Regions from separate parts of the Mus musculus genome. Here region 1 is linked to region 2. The links are chromatin loops, found by intact Hi-C in ENCODE. Cell type or tissue: left cerebral cortex. All regions are shown on one strand. Links, peaks and the distances in the headings refer to the core of each region. The heading gives the core; the rest is flanking DNA. Region 1 holds the start of Adam22 (a disintegrin and metallopeptidase domain 22). Region 2 holds the start of Dbf4 (DBF4 zinc finger).

Evidence for each region. Hi-C counts contacts between places; a loop is a spot of excess contacts. Peaks named below come from ENCODE experiments on the same cell type or tissue, not always from the same donor. Only the 100,000 strongest peaks of a DNase experiment are listed, where the experiment ranks them.
Region 1: a loop joins it to region 2, with 3 times the contacts of the local background. A loop is called at or near these places in 5 of 42 quality-filtered maps.

The regions. Positions count from the first base shown.
Region 1 is chr5:8,361,094-8,373,017 of GRCm38, forward strand. Adam22 (a disintegrin and metallopeptidase domain 22) reads right to left here and starts at 7,067. Exons shown (of 31, transcript NM_001310440.1): 1 at 6,783-7,067; 2 at 6,108-6,268. The coding sequence starts at 6,861. In left cerebral cortex, for the core only: a CTCF peak has its summit at 7,139; DNase peaks (open chromatin) are centred at 5,618, 6,227, 6,424 and 7,092; H3K4me3 peaks cover 2,659 bases; H3K27ac peaks cover 1,290 bases.
Region 2 is chr5:8,417,371-8,429,294 of GRCm38, forward strand. Dbf4 (DBF4 zinc finger) reads right to left here and starts at 5,346. Exons shown (of 12, transcript NM_013726.3): 1 at 5,097-5,346; 2 at 3,851-4,023. The coding sequence starts at 5,142. It overlaps Slc25a40 (solute carrier family 25, member 40), which reads left to right and starts at 5,468. Exons shown (of 12, transcript NM_178766.5): 1 at 5,468-5,669; 2 at 9,826-9,897; 3 at 10,038-10,146; 4 at 11,259-11,318. The coding sequence starts at 10,047. In left cerebral cortex, for the core only: a CTCF peak has its summit at 6,324; DNase peaks (open chromatin) are centred at 4,876, 5,416 and 6,387; H3K4me3 peaks cover 2,125 bases; H3K27ac peaks cover 467 bases.

The sequences.
Region 1 (11,924 bases), core at 2,717-10,716, 55 kb before region 2:
CCTACTGTACTCAGCAAGCCTCTTCACAGTACTGTAACTTCAAATACAAACACAGGTATTTTTGAAGCACTAAAAGTGTAACTCCAATCGGGGAGATAAAAGAAACCTTTGGATTCTGATGCCAAAGACATCTACATGTCTTGAATCCTGTCTAACCCAAGAATTCAGCAAGTGAAATGGAGATGAAGTTTTTGAGTTCAAATCCCCTGTTGGCTTCATTAAAGATGGCAAGTTATGACCTACCACTGGACTTCTGTGAACATGATGTACACCAAACACTAAGAAGTTAATTTGACATAAAAGCCACCACAAAATTACCACATATTAAACATGCTAATACATAGCATACATAACACTGCCGTCTTCTTTTCTCAGTTTCCTTCCCTTCCTGCTTCCCACCATTAATCTCACTTTTCTCCACCACTACCACCCCCCCAACCTCCATCCCACCCCTGTCCCACCCGGATGAGCATCTTCTTTCCACATGGGGTTAGTCCTCAAGACTTCCTGATAAAGGTGGTCCAGGCTTAGCCTCACTGAGCTGTGAAATGATACCTCTGTTGCAGATTCCTTTCTCAGTGAGTCAGGAGAAAAAAAGCAGGTCTCTCTCTAAAATGGGCTCTAGGACAATAAAAAGAACACGTGGCATGTTTTGTAGTGTGAGAAAGCAAGTAAAACTAACAACATTCTTTATAAACTCATAAGCTCCTGCTTGTTCTCCATGTAGCTGTGAAGAAATGATCAAACAGTGATTCCTCTGTGCACAATAAAATAATTGTGTGGAATTACATACGTAACTATATGTATATGTGTCTGTACACACACACACACACACACACACATACACACAGTATACACATACAGATTGGGCTATCAAAGATAAGAAAGAGTGATACCTGAATTAGGTCTCTTCTGTCGACTAGAATTCTATCACTACATTTATATCTTGAATGAAAATTCGAGGGAAAGTCTACAAGATGTCTCAGTGGATATTGATGCTTGCAGTCAGGCCTGGTAACCTGACTTTAATTCCAAGAACTTACATGGTAAAAGGAGAGACACGACTCCTGGAGGATGTTGTCTTCTGACCTTCACATGTACAAACATACACACGCACACACACACACATACACACTAGATAGATAGATAGATAGATAGATAGATAGATAGATAGATAGATGATAGATAGATAGATGTAAAATTAAAAGAAGGTTGTTTTAAAAATATTTAAGGGATTAACGGATATTTTAATTTTTATTTTTACTTTATTGAATTGGTAGGTAGACAAAAATGCACTGTGAAATATTTCTTTCCCCCTCCATATGGCAAAAATGTATTAATATTGAGCTACTTAGATTAACAAATGTACTTTTAGGAAAAAAAAAAAGATGTTTGTGCTAACCTGGCAAACTACCATGAAAGCTATAAATCCTAGGAGCCCTTCACCACTGGGGGAGCTGTACTGCAGATAACTGAGTGCCAGCCTAACTTGGTGCCCTCAGAGGGAAGAGCTTGATGTTAAGGACAGCTCACATATTCCATGCCATATATATAAATATTCGCCAAAATAAAAACAAAAAAGCCAGAGCACACCTCTGCTGCCATCTTGCCTTAAGTGTGCTTTCTGACCCACTCACTAATGGTGAGTAATAAGACAGTGGTGAGTTATAGATCCATGTCCTTGTCCCCACTTGACGACTCCTTACACAGCTGTAATACTTTGCAGAGGACAGGATGGGAGAAAGTAGATCTTGTATTTGCAAACAATACTTCTGATAGAAGAAATTATGTCGTTTGTAGAAGTATAAAATCACTGGGTGTTTTTAAAATACATAACAGAATTTAAAGGTAACCATGTAACAAAATAAACTATCAGATGACCCACTTCTAGTGTCATGGTAACTATATGCTGCTTAGCTGGCAAAAAAAGCAACCATTAATAAGCATATCTAAGATAGCAATAATAGGGTTATCAATGGTAAACGATCAGTAAGGCTCAGTAGATGACACCTTATACAAATTCATAAAAAATATATGTTTTACCTTACAATCTACAAACAGGCAATTCTTTTAGCAAAAAAAAAAAAAAAACTGTCAAGAAAGAAGGAAAAAAAACCTCAATATTTTAAATATTCAAGGGCTATCTTCTGAGCTTAGCACTACTTCATATTTGACAACCCTGAAGACAGCAAGGTTACTCACAATCAACTACAACTATTTTGTATTTTGACTATAATCTCTAGCATTTTATGACATAATGAGCATCTACACAGGGTAATCATCCCATTCGCAATAAGAATTAGTAAGCACTGGAATAACTCACTATGCAATAAGCAAAAAGAAAAAAAAATCTCACAATATGGACTTGTATCAGTGAAATCACCTTTTCACACTAAACTATCACCATTCAAGCAGAACCATAATGAAATTTCTTCTAAAATAAAAGCTTCATATTGCCATCTATGGATGAAAACTGAAACAAGCTCATATTAATAATATAAAAGAAATTGATACTCAACTAGTCTCTTGAGCTTGAGGAATGGAACCATCTAAGACTAGAGTGGTGACCACCTTCCCTTGGTCAGTTGCTCGAGCCTATCAGGTAAGCGGTAATTTCTGAGCTAATTTGAATGGCCTATAAGGTCTCTTCCTTCCAAGGCCATTCCATGCTATGTAAAAAATGAGTAATCTGTAACTTCAGGGAATGTGTTAAATTCAGGTAATGAGGGCATCATTTTGCATTCAAATGATGTCATAAAATGCCTAAACAGTCCTGGAGCTGCCAAGGGAGTGACTATGACTTAAAAGACTCTTAGAGAGTCACTGCATACCCAGCGTTGACCTAGGTGCTTTGTAAATGCCACTCATCTGGTGTTCTCAGCATGTTTGGGAGCTCGGCACTTACAAAGCTTAATGATACGAACTGGAATTGATCAGTGAATAAAAGTGAATAATAAGCCTGCTCACTCTTGAGAATTACAATTATTCTTCTGTAACACTAGGATGATACCATAGGATCATGAACTTAGCCAGTTAATCCTCCTTGCCAAAAGGCTTACATAGCCTGCAGAGCCAAGTCCCAACTCCTCAGAACATCAGAACTTGCTGCAGCATCCAGGAACGACATGCTTCTCACACTGGTCCCCCAAACCTCATCTGCAGTTAGCAGAGGCTATGCCTGGCTTCCATCTGACTCTGAACATGCTGCCCCTCTCTGCTAGCTATGCCCACCCCTGTCTGTAATGTGACCAATCAGACAGCACCTCCTGGGAGAGCCCAGGGGCTCCTTGTGGGTTAAGCTCTGGGCGCTGGGCTTCCACTGTTTCCACAGCCCCTGTAGTCACCTCAAGACTAAAGGGCAAAGGGCAATTGTGTAAGCACTCATTCATTTTCCCAGCTCTCTGTAAACCCCTTAAAGGCTACAACTGTGCCTTTTATTTCTAAATCCCTATGGCCTTGATTTTCTTAAAATGCTAACTAGCGAGAGCTCAAAGTAAATAAATTCCTCTTAATGAGTCAATAAATGAGTTGCTTGCACACAGACACACACATGTGTACCTTATGAGGTAACAAAAGAACCATCCAGACATTATTTCTATAATACAAAGAAAAATGCTAAAGATATCCATGAGTACCTACAGTGCCAAAAGTTCTTTTTACCAAAATAATAATGATAATAATAACAGTAACAAGAGCTATATAAAATCCACACATTTTCAGATTAAATTATAGATCTCTGGAAACCAGGAATGCCTAACAGACAAGAAAAACCCTTAGTTTCCTCACTGTAGGAAACACTGGTCTTTGAGATTCCATCAGTTCTCTGTGGTGTCCTGCTGCAATTTAAGGATCCATGTAAAGTACATTGACTCCCTGGGTGATGGAGATATCAAAATGTGCTGAGTGTGCCTTTAGATACCGAGGATAATTTGCCATAATTATAAATAGCATTACTTCCACTTCTGACTGGGACAAGTCATCTCTACATGTTTAACCTAAGTTCTACCAGACAACAGTCTCATTCACCTCAGCTGCAAAGTTTACTTGTGAAGGGCCTATCGTATCTTATGCCCCATATGGAGAGGCCCATCTGAGTTAAAACATCTCAGAAGTGGTGGTCTAGAAACATTGAGAGAGAGAAATAACACTCTTTTTCTCAAAAGTAGTGGCCTTCTACCATCACAAAGTGGGCAGGCGGGCTTTGAGGTCATGGACAGCAGGCGGCAGAGACAGAGGTCCCGAGTCTGTTCCTTCACACCCCTCTCTCTGCATCTCTGCTCCTCTCCATCCTTCCTTCCCTTCCCACAAAGACTCTGGGACTTGCTCTAACACACTGTCTACATCAGCAAATTCCTGACCATGGAAAACTCTATACAGAATAAAAGATGTCATGTCTCAATAAGTAAATTACAATGAAAATTAAAAATAAGAACCAATTAAAAGGCAAATTAAAATAAAAACAAAAGCATAGGTAGAAGAAATCATACACTAAAAGAGACTTAAATAAACTAAGTATGCCCTCTATTTTAGCTCTGGCACAAAATGAATGTGTGTGTGTGTGTGTGTGTGTGTGTGTGTGTGTGTGTGTGTAAAACAAACATATAATTATATTTTTGAGATAAATGTTTCTGAAAGAATGGTTCTTTTATAGTATCAAAGAATTAACCTTATTTTTAATGTGGCAATTCAGAGTTACATTTTTAATATAACCCTTACCTTTCAGAGTTTTGTTACTGAAAATGTTAATAAATAAAGCATCAGTTGCTTGCTTCAAAGTAATACAGAAAGGAGCAGGCAAGTAGAAGTTAGAGAAAAGCAAGATGGACTGTAAGTTCCCCGTCACTGAAGCTAGGATTCACTATATTCCTCTGTTTAGTTTGTGTGTGTTTGTGTCTAGATTTTTGTTTGTTTGTTTGTTTTTAATAAGAGGCTACAAACAAGCATCAGAATACTCCCACACAGGAATAATTATTAACTAACTGAAAAATAAGACAGGTTCCCTTCTGCAGGTTTTCCATGGAAACAAGCCAAAATTTAACAAGAGAAACAAGAAGCTGCCAAGCATTAATTCAGATAATAACATCTTTCATTAAGGGCTGGACATGTTAGGTTCTCTACTACATTAATCTAACATCCATGGATACTACAAGTTACCCTGAATTTCTACCTACGTCAACAAAATTTTAATGGAGCCAAATATTCGAGTGCAAATATAGACTTAAATAATTTTCACTCTTTACATATGTCAAACACGTGAATAACTGAGTACATTATCACATCACAGTTAAGTTAGTGTTGAATGTATTTATGGTATGAAACTGCCCAGCTTATCTTTACTTAAGTAAAGTTTTCAATTATCAACTACATGAACTTCAGATGCACTTGTAGATGAGCGACTTGTCAGGTTGATCTATACAAACATAAAAACATTTACAGTCCCAAAAATATTTGCTAGAGTTAGCAGTACTCATTCGTATCTATAGATGTTTGGTATTGATTAAAATGCAAGTACTGAAATAAATTAGCTTTCAGAGCAATATAAGTGCTCACTAAAATGATCGCACCCAAGGAGGACCCGTTTTCGGGCCTTAGGTTAGGACTGAATGGGCATGTCTCTGGTGTTCACAAATCTGAGTGACCAGGGGATTTTGAGATGTTGTTTATTTTAGTTTGGTTTCTTAGAGCAGCCTAGTTTTCTTCTCCTCTCTTCTTTCTACAATAATCATCCTGGTTTATAATGTTTTCTCTCAGAGTTAAAACAACAAAGATGGTGATGCATATCCTGCCTAAATAGACTCCTCCTACCCCGTGCAGTTTTCACTTGACTAAGGAGATAGGGTCTGTGCCTCTTGTCCCTAGCTCAGGTTACAGGGCTACTAGGAGCATCCAATGCCACCCCTACCCCCTAGCACGTCTGCAAAACATTGGCCTACCCTTCTTTTGGTTCCTTTTTTCCTCCTTTTTGCACTTACACCAAGAGTATCATGCAGGAATCAAATTAGGACTGTGCTCTTTTCACCCGGTACACCGCATTTCCAGGGCAACCCTAAGCAAACGCGGGGTCCCTGGGCAGTGTGGAGGACCATCTCCCGAACCCCGCCACTCACCTGCGGTCCGCCAGGGTCGCCCCGCACCCGCGTGTCGAGCTGGTTGTGCTGAGTTTCATCCTCGCCGCCCAAGCGATAGATGAGGCGCAGTGGTATGATGCTCTGGCGCTCCAGGAAGCGGTTTTCTTTCCCCCTCTCCAGTCCTTTCAGTGAGGCGACTCCTTGCAGGCAGGCAGGCAGGCAGGCAGGAAGGAGGGAAGGAGGGAAGGAGGGAAGGAGGGAAGGAGGGAAGGAGGGAGTAGAGAGAAACAGCAAAAAATAATGACCCTGACCCACAGTCCTCCATCCTGCACTCCTCATCACCTTATTCCCCGCCTCCTCCCTCCTGGACCTAACTGGGAAGGACGCAGAGACACCAGCTGGAAAGCCCTGGAACCAGCTCTTTCGAGAGCATCTCTGGGCCCAGAAACAGGGCACCCCTTTCCCGTTTTCCTGAAGGAGACTCTTCTTTTGCAGGAGGAAAGAGAAAAAAAAAAAAAAAAAAAGCATTTGACCCCAGATTGCTGATGCATCCTCGGGTCCCCCACACATGTGTGCTTACACCCCTTCCTCGCCGACCTTCAAAAAATAAAAATAAAAAATAAACGACGGCGCACTGTGGAAATGCGGGTGCGGCTTTTAGAGGGTCCTCCAGGCTCCAAAGAGTCCTGGAAACCCCGGCAAATGCGAACTTACCTGCCCGACCGCAGCGCGCCAGGGGGCAGGTCCCCAAGACGCAGAGCAGCCAGAAGGACGCGGCCGCCGCTGCCTGCATGGTGGCGGCGCTCAGCTGCTCTTGCCCGGGCCTGGGGCTCGGCCTCCCAACCGCCCCTTCCCAGCTCGAGCCGCTACCGCAGCCTCCGTGGCCTCAGTGCTGCATTGTGCCTGGCGAGCGCTTCGGTGGCGGGGGCAGCGAGCGAGCGCCGCTTCGGGCGCCAGCCTGTAGCTAAGTGGCTTCTAGCGCCTCCCACCTCATCCCCAGGCGGAGGCCCGGGCTGGTGGCCAGCACAGCGGGGGGAAAGAGCCGGGTGCGCAGGGCCCTGGTGGTGCACTTGCCCCACGCGCCGCACCCGGCCGCGCGCACCAGAGTAGCTGGGAAATGTAGTTCCCTCCCCGCACAGCTAGCTGGTCTCTAAGGCGACGCTACCATAGCCACCCAAAACCCAAGAAGTAGACTGCACACCAAAGGAGGAGAGGTGATGGAGGTCACCTGCACAGTGGCCGCACCCCGAATTCGCCCCCAAGTTCTGCGAAGAGCCACAGGGTTGCTCACGAGCTACTACTATTTCTTGTGTTTCCAAGAGACCATGCCTTGAGTGCAGGACAAGTCAATTTTGCCACAGATCTGGACTGAGGGCCTACTGTGTGCTGGGCGTGAGTCACACATTGTGAGGTGCAATTAAGAAAAGCCTTTTTGGTAAGAATTTTCCCAAGGCGGTTTTCAATGCTTTTATTCCTATGAAGTATTTTGCTGACAGGTGTGTCTGTGCACCTGCCATGTGTATGCAGTGTCTATGGTTGGAGGCCCAAAGAGAATGTTGGGTCCCTAGGACTGGGGTTACAGAAGGTTTTGTGGGTTCTGGGAATCCAACTCATTTTCTCTGGAGGAACACTTAGTGTTTTAAACCTCTGAGACATCTCTGTCCATTCTCCACGCCTTTTTTTGAATTGACATTTGATTTCATTTTAATTTTGATACCTAAGGGAGAGTGGTTAACCCAACTCCAGGAGAATCAGATGTCTCCCAGAGGTCTAGGAAGACTTGTGAAGAGTGAGTCAGCCGGATACTCTGTGATATGTTTGCTTCCTCCTATATCTGTCAGCTTCAAACCTGCACCAGTAATAGATAAGGAAAACGACTTTGTCAGGCCGCTTTCCCTACCTAGGGAGTGGCACTATTCAAAAGTGTAGCCTTGTTGGAATAGGTGTACCGCTGTGGGTGTAGGCTTTAACCCCCTCCTCCTAGCTGCCTGGAAGCCAGTCTTCTCCTAGTAGCCTTCAGATGAAGTCATAGAACTCTCAGCTCCTTCAGCTCCTCCTGCCATATGCCTGCCTCCACACTGCCATGCTCCCATCTTGATAATGGACTGAACCTCTGAACCTGTAAGCCAACTCCAAGCAAATATTGTCCTTATAAGAGTTGCCTTGGTCATGGTGTCTGTTCACAGCAATAAAGCCCTAAATAAGACACTGCCCCTCTCAAATGTTAGAGGCTCACCAGGATGAAATAATAATAACACACATATTAACATAATTAGAACTTGAGCTTTATAGATTTTGAAATCTATATATTGGCATTTGATCCCCAGAATAAAAGAGAGAGAGAGAAAGAGAGAGAGAGAGAGAGAGAATTAAGAATTAGATCAAGTAGGCTTTATCACAAAGATGCAGAAATGACTCAACATATGTAAATCAATAAATGTAATCCAACATATAAAAAACTGAAAGACAAAAAACACGTGATCATCTCATCAGTTGCAGAAAAATCCAACACCCCTTCATCGTAAAACCTGTGAACAGATTTGGGATGCAGGGGACATACTTAATCAATAAAGACAACTTAGAGCAAAACCATTGGCAGCATCAACTTAAATTAAGAGAAACTCAAAGCAATTCCACTAAAAGGAACAAGATAAGATTGTCTACTCTCTCCATTCCTATCCAATATAGAACTTGAAGTCTTAGCAAGAACAATAGACAACTAGTGGAAATAAAACTGGAAGTGAAGAAGCCAAAGTATCTTTATTTGCAGATTATAACAGACCTCAGACTGTAGTAGGTCCTCAGACCATAGCATAACTGACTCCATGATGGAAGTACCCTTCAGGCTGTAAAACTCAGGAGGTAGACACCACCACCACCCGCCCAAATGAAAACAAAGACCTAATCCATCAAACCCATAGTTCTGAGGAAGGCTCTAAATGTACTAACCTTGCTTTTCAGCTTCTGTGGGTTCTGCTTCTGGCTCACTGCTCTTATTAATTGAAGTATGTCAACTGAGACCTTTTTGTGTGCTTGAAAAATCACCCTGAGAAAGTCCCAGGGCTACATTGGGATCACGAACACCCAGTATAGTCTCCGACTGAATAATAAAGATTTTCTATTGATTTAAACCTGTGACTGAGCAGTCTTGTCTACTGAATATCCCACAAGAGGGGTGATATGATAGTATACATAAATGACTGAAAATTCCAACCAGGGAACCCTGACTGCTGATAACACTTTCAGCAAAGTATCCGGATACAAAAGTAATTCCCCAAAATCAGTAGCCTTCTTATATACAAATGTCAAGTGGGATGAGCGAGAAACCAGGGAATATCTTTCACAATTGAAAATATCTTCAGTTAATTCTAACTAAGCAAGTGAAAGAATGACTTCTATGATAAGATTGTTAAGTCACTGAAGAAAAAAATTGAGAAGATATCAGAAGTTGGAAAGATCTCCCATGATCATAGGTCAATAGCATTAATATAGTAAAAATGGCCATCCTACCCAAAGCGTTATACAAATTTAATGCAAAGTTTTATTATTACATTGCTCTAAATAGAGTGCTTACTTTTTCACATTTTAGGTTATTTGGAATATGCTAAATAATTTCAAAAGCTAAACATATCAGTTTGATGTAACAAAAATTTAAATACTTTTTTAAAAGGTTTCTCATAGTTTGTCATTGCTAAGGCAGTAACAGCATAGACTGAGTAACTTAAGTAACAAACATGTAAGGAACAGAGCTGTAACTCCTGCCTGGGTTTGACTCTTAGCACTACAAAACAAAACACAAAAACAATGAAACATTTATCACAGTGGTAGAGGTCAGAAAGCAAGGCAGGCACTGCAAGATCTGGTGCCAGGCAAGGACTACTTTCTGAGCCGTGGACAGCAGCCTCCTTGTCCCATCCTTAGGAGATACAAATAGAGCATTCCTGCTCTGACCACTCTCTCTCTCTCTCTCTCTCTCTGTCTCTCTCTCTCTCTCTCCGTCATGCAAACATTAATCTGATAGTGGAGGTTTCACCCTAGGACCTAGTTACTTCTCAAGATCTCATCTTCAAATACCATCATAGTGGGGCTTCAATATATAAATTTTGGAGTGATGCAAATCACTCCTTAGTAGAAGTTCAAAAGACCTCACTCATTAGACTTAGAACTCCAAATTACTAGATGTTTAGAAACACTACTAAATGACAAATTATGTCTTCATTAATGTATATGCAAATTTTAAATGGTATGTATGTGTTTGTCATGTATACAGGTATGTGCATATGTGTGCATGCAGCCATGTGGAGACCTGACTTTGAACTTCTGATATTCCTGCCTTTTTCCTCTGAGTGCTGGAGTTATAGATCATTATATCCTATCTCTTCACATGTTGTTTGAATGGTAAAGTCTCTAAGAAGAAAAATTAAGTTTGTGTTGGTTAAAATTTCTATAAATTCATAAGTATATGAATGTACTTATACATTTATGTATCTATATTATATTATATATTTAAATATTTATACATTTATAAGCATAATTTTATTTATATGTTTATATAAATATAAATTATGTATTATATATTTAAATTATGAGTATCTACTATATTTATAAATACAAATAATATAAATTATGTATTATATATTTAAATTATGAGTATCTACTATATTTATAAATACAAATATGTTGTGTTGTAAATTTGTATATTTATAAACTCATAAGTATATATATTTAAAGATGACCACTTAGGATTAGATAATCTATAAAGGTTCTCATCGCTAGAGAAGTTTGATTCTTCTTCCCTTATGAAATCAATAGTTGTCTATAGTTCTTCATCTAGGGGTAGACTAAATGGAGTCAGCAGATTGTGTGTGTGTGCGTGTGTTGTGTGTGTGTGTGTGTGTGTGTGTGTGTGTGTGTGTGTGTGTGTGTAAAACAATAATAAGTAAAGTAAAATACGTCACAAATTTGAGCAGGGACACTGAGGAACTGGAGTGTGGTGAGGGTGGCTTAGAAATGTTATTAATAAAGTAGCCAAGGAGCTAAAGGGATCTGCAACCCTATAGGTGGAACAACATTATGAACTAACCAGTACCCCGGAGCTCTTGACTCTAGCTGCATATGTATCAAAAGATGGCCTAGTCGGCCATCACTGGAAAGAGAGGCCCATTGGACACGCAAACTTTATATGCCCCAGTACAGGGGAACGCCAGGGCCAAAAAGGGGGAGTGGGTGGGTAGGGGAGTGGGGGTGGGTGGTTATGGGGGACTTTTGGTATAGCATTGGAAATGTAAATGAGCTAAATACCTAATAAAAAATGGAAAAAAAAAGAAATGTTATTAATACAATACTCATGTATGAAATTCTCAAAAAAAAGTTTAAAAATAAAATAATGACCAAAAACATTTATAAACTTTTATTCTTACTTGAAATGTGAATGCATAATATAAGAAATGAGCAACATGTAAATATTTGTTTTCACAAAAACTCTAAAATGATATGGCCTCTGTTATTTCCAATACAGAAATCTAAAGTGTGTTTGTATCAGAGAATGTTTATTTTTCTGTTCAGTGGAAAACAAGCAGCAATGCTTGAGTACATCAAGACAGTAAGAAGATAATATATTTAATTCAAGAGATTTATATTGTACTAATCTTATTTAATTACATAACATTAATACAGTTAATAAAACTACATACAGTTTCTCAAACTGCACATTTTGGGATGGGCTGAAAAGCCTCCCCAAATTTCTCCGGATGAGGGTGCTTCTAGGATTGCTTGTATACATATACATATGTTTTCTTAATTCATTTACATTTATTTTGACATGTGTTGGACTTTATGTACATATGTGTACCATTT
Region 2 (11,924 bases), core at 1,801-9,800:
TTCAGGTAGAAGTAATCTCCCCTTTCCTTTGATTTCTGTATTAAATTGCAATCAGTTGTACCCATGGGTTGTGTAAGTTTCTTGGGGGACTGAAACATTCCATCCTATAGCAAGCTCCTTAAGCAGAAAGGTAAACTACTAAAAAGAACTTTAAGGAAGTCCCTGAAAGTGAACAGATTCCCTAGGCCCCTCCCAGACAGAGTACAGACAAAAGCTGAGAATCCCTTTCAGACAAAAGGAAGTGAGCTGTAAAGACTCTTATAGGAGAAAAGCTGCAAAGACTCTGTGACCAGACCAGCTGCCTGGAGGAAGCAGAAACCAGCTGAGTTGCCTGCAGTGTGTTCAGTGTGCTCCAGGTTTCCCAGCTTTTGTGAGCTGTCATTCATGCTGAGGAGGGCCTTGGAGATGCAGTTGTCTGACTCATTTCAGCTCCTGGAAGGAACCTCGGTAAAATTCACTGCTCCACCAAGTTAGACTTTGGTGGTATCCATACTTTGCTCTGTCGTAGGATTCCTATCTGGGGTGAACAGATATCTCAACAGTGTTGTGTTTTCCCTAGGAAAAGGTTTTTCACACAATACCACGCCATTCCTATCTAGATTAGAGCTCCAGGAAAGACAGACGTAGGATTCATTTTTGAGTCTAACAAAAGCACTATAGTATGCCCTGAAAACCATACTCAGAGAACTGATTGGAAATTGCTGCCTCTACATTTTAATGGGCAAACACAAAAATTATACTTGTTTGTGCTCAGGATCATAAAGTAACAAGGTATTACAGCCTGTTGGAACACAGTCCACGAACGGAGTCAAGTGAGAATTCTGAGTGCTTCTGAGAAAACTCCAACAAACAAGATGAATCTTGTGACCTCAGTTTTTCCAAAACACAGAATTGTTCTTGGAATGTATTTTTGAATGTGCCCCTCCCAAGCGAAGTGGATACGACTGAGATCCTTCAATTGTTGTTATTCACGTGCCTCTATGGAAAAGCATGATGTCCGCACCTGAGGCTTGTCCTTGTGTCACTTTACTCATGTGATTCTTTTTTGCTTTTTTCTTTTTCTTTTTTTTTTTTTCCGAGACAGGGTTTCTCTGTGTAGCCCTGGCTGTCCTGGAACTCACTCTGTAGACCAGGCTGGCCTCGAACTCAGAAATTCGCCTGCCTCTGCCTCCCAAGTGCTGGGATTAAAGGAGTGCCCCACCACACCTGGCCACTCATGTGATTCTTAACTCTCAGAGTATAAACTGCCTGATACTCTGAATAAAGTTGGCTACGGTATGAGACCTTAGTCCACTTCACTTTTAGGCTCCACTCTCCCAGGGTCATGCCACCAAGTAGAGCAGAAAACACCACCCTTATATTTTCTTTCCCAGCTGTTTTATTCTAGCCTAACTGTTAAAGATGGGCCCACTCTTCCTTCTTTCTCTTTAAACAGGGTCTTACTTAGTAGCCCAAGCTAGCATGAACTTGAGGCCATGATCCTCAAGCCTTGGACCCCAGACCTGGGATTATAAGCATATGCCTGCAAGCCTGGCTCTTTATCCTTTTGTTTTGTTATGTTTTGTTTTGTTTTGAGACAGGGTTTCTCTGTGTAGCCCTGACTGTCCTGGAACTCACTCTGTAGACCAGGCTGGCCTCGAACTCAGAAATCCACCTGCCTCTGCCTCCCGAGTGCTGGGATTAAAGGCGTGTGCAAATACTGCCTGGCTCTCTTTATCCTTCTTAAGTGGCTTTCATTTGGCTATTTTTCTAACAGTATAAAGGAAGGTTCACTATTATGTGAAAATTTACTGCTATACAGTTAATACTTGAATTATCACAAATGTCCTCTGTAAATTTTTAGCACAGTTTCTTTAAGACTCACAGAAAACAAATACGTGTGATCAATTAAACAATGACAACATTGGGACGATCCAAAGCAAAAGAAAATAAAAGGATAGACAGGTTAAATAAAAGTAAAAATTGGAGGAAGAGAGAACCATTGAAATAAATGACAATTTGATAAAACTGGGTTCCTTTAAATATGGACAGAAACCAGGACCTAAGGACTAAATTGACATCGAATTAAACAGCAAAGACCAGAAGTAGGTACTTTCTTTTCCAACAAGAAAAGTGGTGGACTGTGGAAGTCAGTGCTCTTTTGCCATGGCTTTGGCAGCACGTGCCCCCCCCCCCTACCTGCAAGCTACCTCACTAGCCCAGCACTTGCTTGTTCCTAAGGGGAGGGTGCAGATGCAATAAAACAAATTCTGCAGCAGAGGGTTTTCTGCATTGAAGGCAACCACAGGGATCCCAACACCTGGAGAGCTTACCTCAGGAAAACATCACTTTTATGATCAGGTTAACTCCCCTGCCACAGTGTTACAAAACTTATGTTTTCAGGATAGCCACTGAGATACTTGAAACCTTTCAAGGGTAAAATCTGACATACATAAAATCAAAATGGTCTGTAACAACCATTTGTGGTAGAAGTCATTGAAAATTTGTTTCTTGAAAGTATCTTAGGAGGTGTTGTGAGGATGGGGGAAGAAAGAAAAGGGTGGTGGAAGTGATTCCTGTGCCAGCACCAACATGACACTGCTGATTTAGTCAAAGCTCCCTTTTATGGGTTCCCAAGTTGGACTTAGAGATACAACATCGTCTGAAGCATCTGCTGTGAGAAGCACACAGGAGGGTAACGGGAGTAACTGACTGCAACACAGTTTGTATATGAATGTAACTGACCAAGAGAGAGTGGAATCCATGTGCCTTTCATAGTCAAAGTGAGATTCCATCAACTGCCTCCCAAAGAATGCAGGCAAACGTCAAGGGCAGGCAAGGAAAATATCACATTAATGAGAAACTCTAAGAAACTCGTGAAGTATTCTTGTGAATTTTCAGTCTGGGAACAAAATGTTCAAAACTGCTAACTTTCAGTCCAGCAGAAACCTCTGAAAACAGTAAAAATCATAATAACCACATTTGCTAGATTTTAGGTAACATTAACAATACACCTAAGAAATCTTAGAGTTTTGCCAAAGTTTTCTAATCATAAAAAAATGGATACAACAGGGAAGGCACTTTACTACTACTCTGTGGGGTATGTTGGCGCACACCTTTAATCCCAGCACTCAGGAGGCAGAGGCGGGTGGATTTCGGAGTTCAAGGCCAGCCTGGTCTACCAAGTGAGTTCCAGGACAGCCAGGGCTAAACAGAGAAACCCTGTCTCAAAAATTGTTCCCTCCATGACAGGTGCCTGCTCACTGAGTACTTCTCTCCTGGCACGTAAGTATACATATACACACAAGTGTACACTAGTAAATTGTATGCCACATATATAATAATTATACATATACGTGTGTGTGTATATATACACACACACATACATACATGTATAAGTATATATATATATATATATATATATATATACACATACACATACATACACGTATATGTATAAAACTAAAGAATTATTTTAACACATAACAGCTCCCCTCAGTCATCAGTCAAATGGCTCCTGGTATTTTGAAAGAAAGGGCAGGTTTACTAGGACATAGGAACCTCATTTCTTTATACCAAACCACCAATCACAGAAACTTGACATTTTATCAGGCTACAAAAGGCTTTAAAAAAAAGCCTTTATCTTCTGATGTTGGGACTTGAACACAGAAAGTCTTTCACATGTCAGCAGGTGCTAGACCACTGGGTTACACTCCCAGTTCCCAAGTGATTCACTAATAACCAATAGCTCATCAAAGCTGCTACTGCTAAATGGCTGTAATTTCCAAAATGAAATGCCCTGGTAATTTATATTACAGAACGCCAAGTATTACTTTTCTCAACTTCTGGTGGGTGTGCGGTTCTCACTTACCCCTCCGAGTTCCTTTATATCTTTTTGTAGTTTCTCACATATGGTGATAGAAGGCAAGTCAAGGTAAAATATTTTTCCCCAAAGGGGCTTATATTTGGATTTTTCCAGTCTATTATCAGCCTTCAGGGATTTCAAGGATGGTCGATTCTTTTCATTTCTGTCTTGGATGCCACCTGTGATTACAAAAGAATCAGGCAACATTTTATGCAGACAAATTTTTAATTTATTTTACAAAAAATGTTCAACAGCTTTATTGCAGAAAGGAAACATTACTAGTCATAACAAATTAAGTCATTAGAATCTAAATGTTTTCCCTAATATTACCACTTAGGATGAAGGCAAACTGTCCTGTATGGTTTCCACAAAACTCTATACTGGAGAACAAGAGCTGAATCAGCAGAAAATAGTTATTATTTACTCCTGTTCCGTGTATGAAGCAGGAATTCTATAGAGCTGTTCTGGAAAACTTACCTTCTCATGGTGTAAACGTCATGTGGGTAATTAACAGGTCGGTGAAAACCCAACACAGGTGTTTCAAATATTTAAAGCTTATTTACCTAGGTAGCCACACACACTCATCTAGAATAAACAACCTAATTCTTAGGGGTTACTAAATGCTGGCATTTTGGTTTCATAGTTTGTCTAGTACTTAAAAGAACTAGACGAGGGAGTTCATGCACTTTGTTTACATATTAAGAACCTAAGCCCACTAAGGACTATGCCATCCATCTTTTATTTTAAAAGCAGATGAGAATCAAACATCTTCTTTAAACTTTCGAAGACAACCTGCACTTTAGTACTTAGTTACTAGACACACATGCACCTCTTAGGAATTTTCCCTATAATGAAAATTTTTTATATTAAACATTGAGATTGAAATCTGCTTTTGTCTATGAGGTTGAAACACACACACATACACCTCTCCGTCTCCCTCACGAGTGACGGGAACAGTCACAAATGGGCGTGGGCGCCTCCTCCGTGGGGCCGTCGGGGACCCGCGCATTGTCTGAAGCCTGCAGCCCCGGGAATGCCGGGTCGCTCGCGGCCGAGGCGGGGAGAGCATGAGGGGCCCGGCCAGCGTCGGTCCCTCACGGAGACCAACACCGAACGCCTCGCGGGCGCCGAGAACCCACAGAAACGCAAAAGCGGCAAGAGGCCCTCCGCAGGAAGACTCTCTAGAACCCTCCGTGGAACCAGCCAGGCAGGAAACGATTAAAGGGACCGCGGCGGGGGAGGGGCTCCATACCCGGGAGAGGTGCTTTGCTGTGGATCCTCATGGTCTCGAGGTTCATGGCAGCCACCAGGCACCTACATGCTGGGTCCGCACCGGGGGCCGCATGGAACGGCCGCGAACACAAAGCTCCCAGGGCCTCCCCGGCCCCGGCTCCGGCCTCGGCCTCGGCGCCGGGCCGCGCTTGAGGGCCGGTTCCGGCGCGGAGGCTCGGAGCAGGAAGAGGCTGTAGCTCAGACCCGGGAGCCGCGGCGGTTAAAGATTTGAAAACGCGTCACGCGACCGCGGCGCCCAGACGCGCTCCCCGCCCTTCCTACGCCGGGGCCGGCCTCGCGCAGGCTCCACCTGCCCCGCCTCGCGCCCCGCGGGCCCCGCCCCCGGATGCTGACCACGCCCCCGGCGCGCCAGCCCGCGGGGCCTCAGACCCGGCTCTCCCGCGTCCTCCTCGAGTTCCGGCTCCGCTCTGCATACTTGGAGTGTGGGGCAGCCAGGGCGGTGGACGCGGTTAGCCTCGGAGGCTTCACCTCGTGGTCGACATCACCTGCTAGGCTGGCTGAGACCCGGGCCTTGCAGTCGCCTCGCCACCAGGTACTCCAGTTAACCCTGTGTGGGACGCGGGGCCGGCCCTGGGCTCCCGCCGACCTTGCAGACGGGCCGCAAAGGTCCCGGGTGGCCGCGGTGGCGGCGGGGCCGGGGTCCACCCGCCGGATCCGACTCTCGCAGCCCTTTGGGTACTTTGTTCTGTACAGACCTGTTCTTTCTCTCTGTGTGTATAATTGTCCTTTTTGTAGCAATAAAAGAGTGGAAAATGAAGTCTCAGGGTTTTTCATCTGTAAAACGGGAATACGGGATTATGGTCAAGACGAAATTCAGGCGTACGTGATTTGTTTTAATTTTGCTTTGTAAATGAGAAAATGCCTCACAAAACTTGTTTGGAGTATACTTCTGCTCTCACCCATACAGACGTTATGCTTTGTACTGTTCTGCATTTCTTAACTCCTGGCTATAATAGACACTCCTTATAGTATTGATTTTTGATGGAGTACCCTCAAGACAGTCAGTACAAATAAGTATATTCAGGCACAGACAGGTGAATTGTGAGACTATTCGCCAAAGACAACATCAAGTTGGATTAGCATTGCTAAAAGAAATGATTTTGTTTTAAACAGGTTATGGACGGAGGCTGGAGCGACAGTCATCGAACTGTCTATCTGTATTAAACTGCTTTAGACAGTCGGAGCTAATTTGTAATCTCAAGAAATGTCCGGAGGAGGGAGCCAGAAAGGGAAATATGTTGAGACATTGTACTGATGAATTTGAATTAATATACATGTGCTTAACAGACCTTGAGAAGGAGGAGCAAACATTTTTTAAAAATGAGGAGAGGATTCAATTTTCAAAGCGTAAACTACGGAAAGGAAACAGAATTTCCATGTTTGTAAACTGGTTCAAATGTTTGAGAAGCACTAATACAGAGTAGAATTAAAGCCACGAGGGAAGGGGGAATGCCTTGGAGTAGAGCTTGTGAGATGAAGTGGAGAGTCAGGGGATGAGGCAGTGCGAGTGAGGAGAGGGAGAGCAAGCTGAGTTGGAAGAGACTGGGAACAAATCTTAATAATGGTGGGGAGGAATGGAATTTTTTTACAGAATTGGTGGTCCCAGCTTCCCAGCTAATCTAGGAATTGGATAATTCCGAGGCTCCGATTTAGTCTGTGAAGAGAGTACTGGTTCTTAGCTGTTAGGGGGACTAAGGGGAATGCGCTTGGAAGCAGTAAGCCTGGAACTGAAAAATTCTAATTACTGTCATGTTGATGACTTGACTCAGCTTCGTCCCCAACCGAGTTCAAACCGGTTAAAACCTGAACTATAGGCATCTGTGGTGGCTTGGGAGGTGCCACCCACTTCCTTAAGAGTAGTTAGAATGATAATAGAGGTAATTACAATTTGAGTGGTAATCTAGCTAAGTAATAGATAACCTGTGGACCTGACCTCTATGGTGGAGCACACTGAAGAAAGAAATGATGGAGAGGAAGAGGTGGCCGAAGGGAAAGGGGGTTGTTTTCTTTTTCTTAATTTCTTTCTTCCTCTCTCTTCTCTCTCTCTCTCTCTTTGATGTTTTCAGAATTTGGAAAAGATGTAATCATGTTTCTTTGGAAAATAAAACTGGAAGTTGTTTTATGCTCTTGTGAAAGGTGATTTATATTTCTTCTGAGATAAGACAATCAAAGAGTTGGAACCATGTTAGACTCATTATGTGTCATGTAAGGTATAATTCCAAACTATGAATAAGCAAAACATCTACTCACCACCTAGGTACTAGTGTTTTTTTGTTTTTTTGTTTTTAGTCAACTCCTAGTACCCCATGGAACCCAAGTTTTACAGCAGCCACAGGAAGAAGAGTTTGGTTGTATGAAGACAGAAGTCTCTACACATCCTGTCAGTAATCAGGACTAAATGAATGTGGTTTATGTTCTTGTTTCTTGTTTTGAGACAGTCTCCCTTGTAGTCCAACCTAGCCTGGGGCTTACTGTCTAGCCTAGGCTGGCTTTGAATTCAGTAGAGATCCTCTTGCATCAGCCTCCCAAGTGCTGAAATTTCAGGAATGATGACCATGCCCACCCTAAAGATCTTGAAAATAGACTTTAATAGATTCCTTAAGATGTAAAGAAGGCTTTACATACAAGAATAAATGAATTGGTCCAGAGTTATAGTAAGAAACTGTATTAAGTCACTCTGTTAAAAACTAGAAAGCATTGAGCAGAATTTTGTGCATCCAACTTGTTTTTGTTTTATTTTATTTTTTGAGACATAGTCTCAGTATATAGCTCTGGCTGTCATGGTCTACATGTCATTATGTAGACCAGGCTGGCCTCAAACTCAGAGATCTGCCTACCTCTGCCTCCCAAGTTCTTGGATGAAAGCTCGAAGTCAACTTGTGGTCCATAAACTAAATGCATCCTAGGATAGCTATGAATGCCCAGCACATTTGTAGACGGCAACATGATGTAATGGTGTCAAAAGTTTGGACATCCCTGGAACTAAGTGAACATTTATTTGGCTGAGTCAAGAGAACTTAATTCAGTTAGTACTGGCCTAGCCTTAAAGCAATTTTATGACCCTTGGACAAGTTCTAAGAGTGTGTGTTTTTGTGTTTGTGTGCATGTGTACACGTGTGTATTCTAGACACTGAACCAGGTACTTTGTGCTTTACACTGAGTTGTATTCCCCTTTGCTCTGTAATTTCCTTGTCTGATAATGAAGTTACTATCTGTGCAGTCTGCCTCACCATTTTTGTGATTATCAAAGGAGGCCTCATTAGCTTTCTCACATCATGTCAAACATAACCAAATGCACATTTTATATTCTTGCATTTAGATGACGAATACTTTTCTAATAACGCTCTCCTGTTTTACTTCTTCCATTTAAGCCTTTCTTGCCAAAAGGTGTTTTCTTTCTTTCCTATTCATAGTAAGCCTAACTTAGACCCAGTGTTTATCTACTGCTCATTTGAGGCCTGTAATAATAATTTTAGACTTAGCTGCCAACTGTTAATGCGTATGTAACGTTGTGGTAGAAGCATTTAAGGGAGCAGAGGGTACAGCTCATGACGTCCAGGAAGCAGAGCACAGGGAGGGGACAAGACCGTAAGGTTAAAGAGAGTTTGTGAACATCAGAGTGACATGCTGCCAGTGAAAGTGTACATTAGTCTGTCGGTCTAGAAAGGAAGTTTGTATCAAAATGTGTTTGTGAGAGACAGAGTCTTGCTGTGAAGTTCAGACTGGTTTGGACCTTCCACCCTTCCTTATCTGCTCCTGATTGCAGGTGCTCACCCCCACAGCAGGCTTTGTAGTAAGGGGGTTTTGTTTGTTTAACGCTTGCTTGGTTTTGAATTCTTTGAGACTGGGTCTCCCTGGGTTTTCTGGCTGTCTTGGAAGTCAAAATGTAGACCAGGCTGGCCCTAAACTCAAAGAGATTCTCCTGTCTCTGCTTCCCAGGTGCTGGGGTTAGAGGAAGGTGTCACCACACCCTTCTCTGTATTTTTAATAGTATAGCCTTAGTTTACACTTAGGTAAGTGTAGGAAGACTACAAAAAGATACATGAATTGGATATTATATCATCATGGTTTCCCACTGAGAATTTGAAAACCTAAGTATAAGAGATTGCTTAAGCATAATTATATACTATTCTGCAAGTGCTAAAAATGACATAAACATTTATCACAGTGTTTGTTTACATGTATAGCAGAGTACTAAACATAGATAGTATTTACTGTTTTTATAAAACAGCATATGTACATATATCAATATCTATGTGTTTGTATATGTATATATGACTTCCAAAAGTAATAATATTGCCTGTCTCATTAAGTTTTGTAAAGATACTGATTAAGGTTGTGTGCTTTTATTATATAACTATGCAACAATTATTGGCATGCAATAAAAATTGTGCTATATTTAATGGTAGTCTGTTCCAGAGTAGAGAAGATATCTAAGCAATGTTTATCTGCAAGTATCACTTAGCTGCTTTTGTTCTGGCTCTCGGTCAGAGGATGTTTCTGTACCTGTTGGTTACCTGTCCTGTAGACATGATGTTACTCGTACAGCTTAACCAAGCACATTCTTATCAGAGGCTATATGCTACTAGTGCCAATTGCACACTGGCTTCCATTTATAACTTACTTTTGGCAGTGATAAAAACCTGTGTTTTGATATAATTTTATTCTGTTCTATTTTGTTTGTTTAGTGCTGAGGATCAAACCCAAATGTTGGGCATGTTAGGCAAGCACTCCTGATTATTGTTCTTATAACTTAACAGGTAATTTTGAAGGCATTTGTCATTCAACTTTATTACATATATGCATAGATGTATTATATGTATACATATATATATGTGTATATATACACACACGCATATGTTATCTTAATTTTTGCTTTAATGGATTTTTTTTCAACCAGTTAAAAAGTATGGAGCCTGAAACTGAAGGGCCGCCACCAACAATCCCAGTGACTCCTCTTCAGCAAATGATTGCCTCCTGTACTGGAGCTGTACTGACATCACTAATGGGTAAAATTATGATACCGGTACAGATTATGTAACTTTGATTATTCTATCAGAGTTTATTATCTGTGAAGAAGTGATGTAGATTTTGAGGGGTGCGGTGTGGGATACCTGCACATTGCACATATGCATGTTTGTTATTTGTGCACGTGTGCATGAGGAAAACCAGGGCTATGTTAATAGACATTTTAAAAAACAACAAAAAAGAAAAAGGAGGGAGAAATATGTTTTTAAAATAAGAATTCTTGGAGGTCCCTATCAACATTATGAAACTTTAACAATTCTTTTAAGTCTTTTAAACTAGAAAAGGAATAAATATTTGCATATAGAATATCATAATTTGGGGTAACTTATGAGTTTCTCAAGTTTTGGTGGCTTTAGCTTCTTGTATTTCATATAGCCATAGTCAAATGGTATAAGTGATAGGTTAACATTTGAATGATTTTATGTTGACTAGTTTGTTTAATTAAGATAACAAGTGATTAGAACATATAAATCAATTGCTTTACCTTGTATCTTTAAGTTAGAATTCAAGTTCATAATGGCTTTAAAAATTATCTAATGTGACTTTCTTGTTCTCTTATGAGGAAAAGTTTCTTGAAACCACAATTTAATGTTTTTGGTTTTTTTTTTTTTTCCTATTTTCATGAACTAGAGCATGCAAATGAAAGTATGAGGCAACCTTCTTTGTTGTTCCCAAGTGGATGGCATAAGCCAATGCTGATACAGATAAATTGATCGCATTGGGAAGACTAACACGGTCTGATTTTTAGTTACTTGTTTTTCTCAAGTCTTTAGACTTTTAAAACTTTCATAGATTGCTTTAAAGAACGTGTTTTCTAAAATTGTAGTCTGAGTTTTAACACTAATGGGATTGTAGTTGAAATGACTAGTCCTTGTGAGAAGTGACTTGCAGTCTGTCTTGTGGACAGAAATGCTGAGGAGCATTAGGAGCACCTCAGTGGTGGGACACACATTCATTGCTATTTTTAGATAAACAGCTTACCCTTTGCATAGGAATGAGGAAAAGTATGACTTGATGTATACTTTTCTAACTTACCGTATACACCATAGAAAATTAGAGACATCTTATCTTAATAAAATTTATATATCCATAGTGACTCCCCTGGATGTTGTTAAAATTCGACTCCAGGCCCAGAACAACCCATTCCCCAAAGGTATGTATATTAAACTTTTTAAACATATTTAGACTTTTAAAAATGTTACTGTACTCATTTTTGTTTCCATGATATTTTTGTTAATTTATTAGAATTGATACCTTATCTAGAAACATTTTTCACCAACTGAGGTGTAGGCAGAATATATATATATATATATATATATATATATATTTTTTTTAATACAAATTTGTAAAGGACCGTTTTGCTGGGTATAGTAGTTTGGGCTGGCATCTGTGGTTGCTGAGAGCCTGTAAAACATCTGTCTAGGCACTTCTAGTTTTTAGAGTTTCTATTGAGAAGTTTTGTGTTATTGCAGTAGGTCTGCCTTTATAGTTACTTGGTCTTTTTCCCTTATAGGTTTTTTGTATGTTTAGTATTCCAGAGAAAGCCTAGTAGGGTTGAGCATGGGCTGAGTGGGGAGAAGATCTGCTTTATCAGCTGGATGTGGGGTGTGGGGGTGCTCAGAAGGTGATCTGCTGCCTAGCCAGGTGCAAGACTGGGGGATTGGGTGTGGAGGAGAGGAGGTAGAGGTGAAGATCTTCAGTTAGCCTACCTGCTTCCCTGGGCTGAGTGGCCTATGGCTTCCTGGGAGTTGCTGGAGTC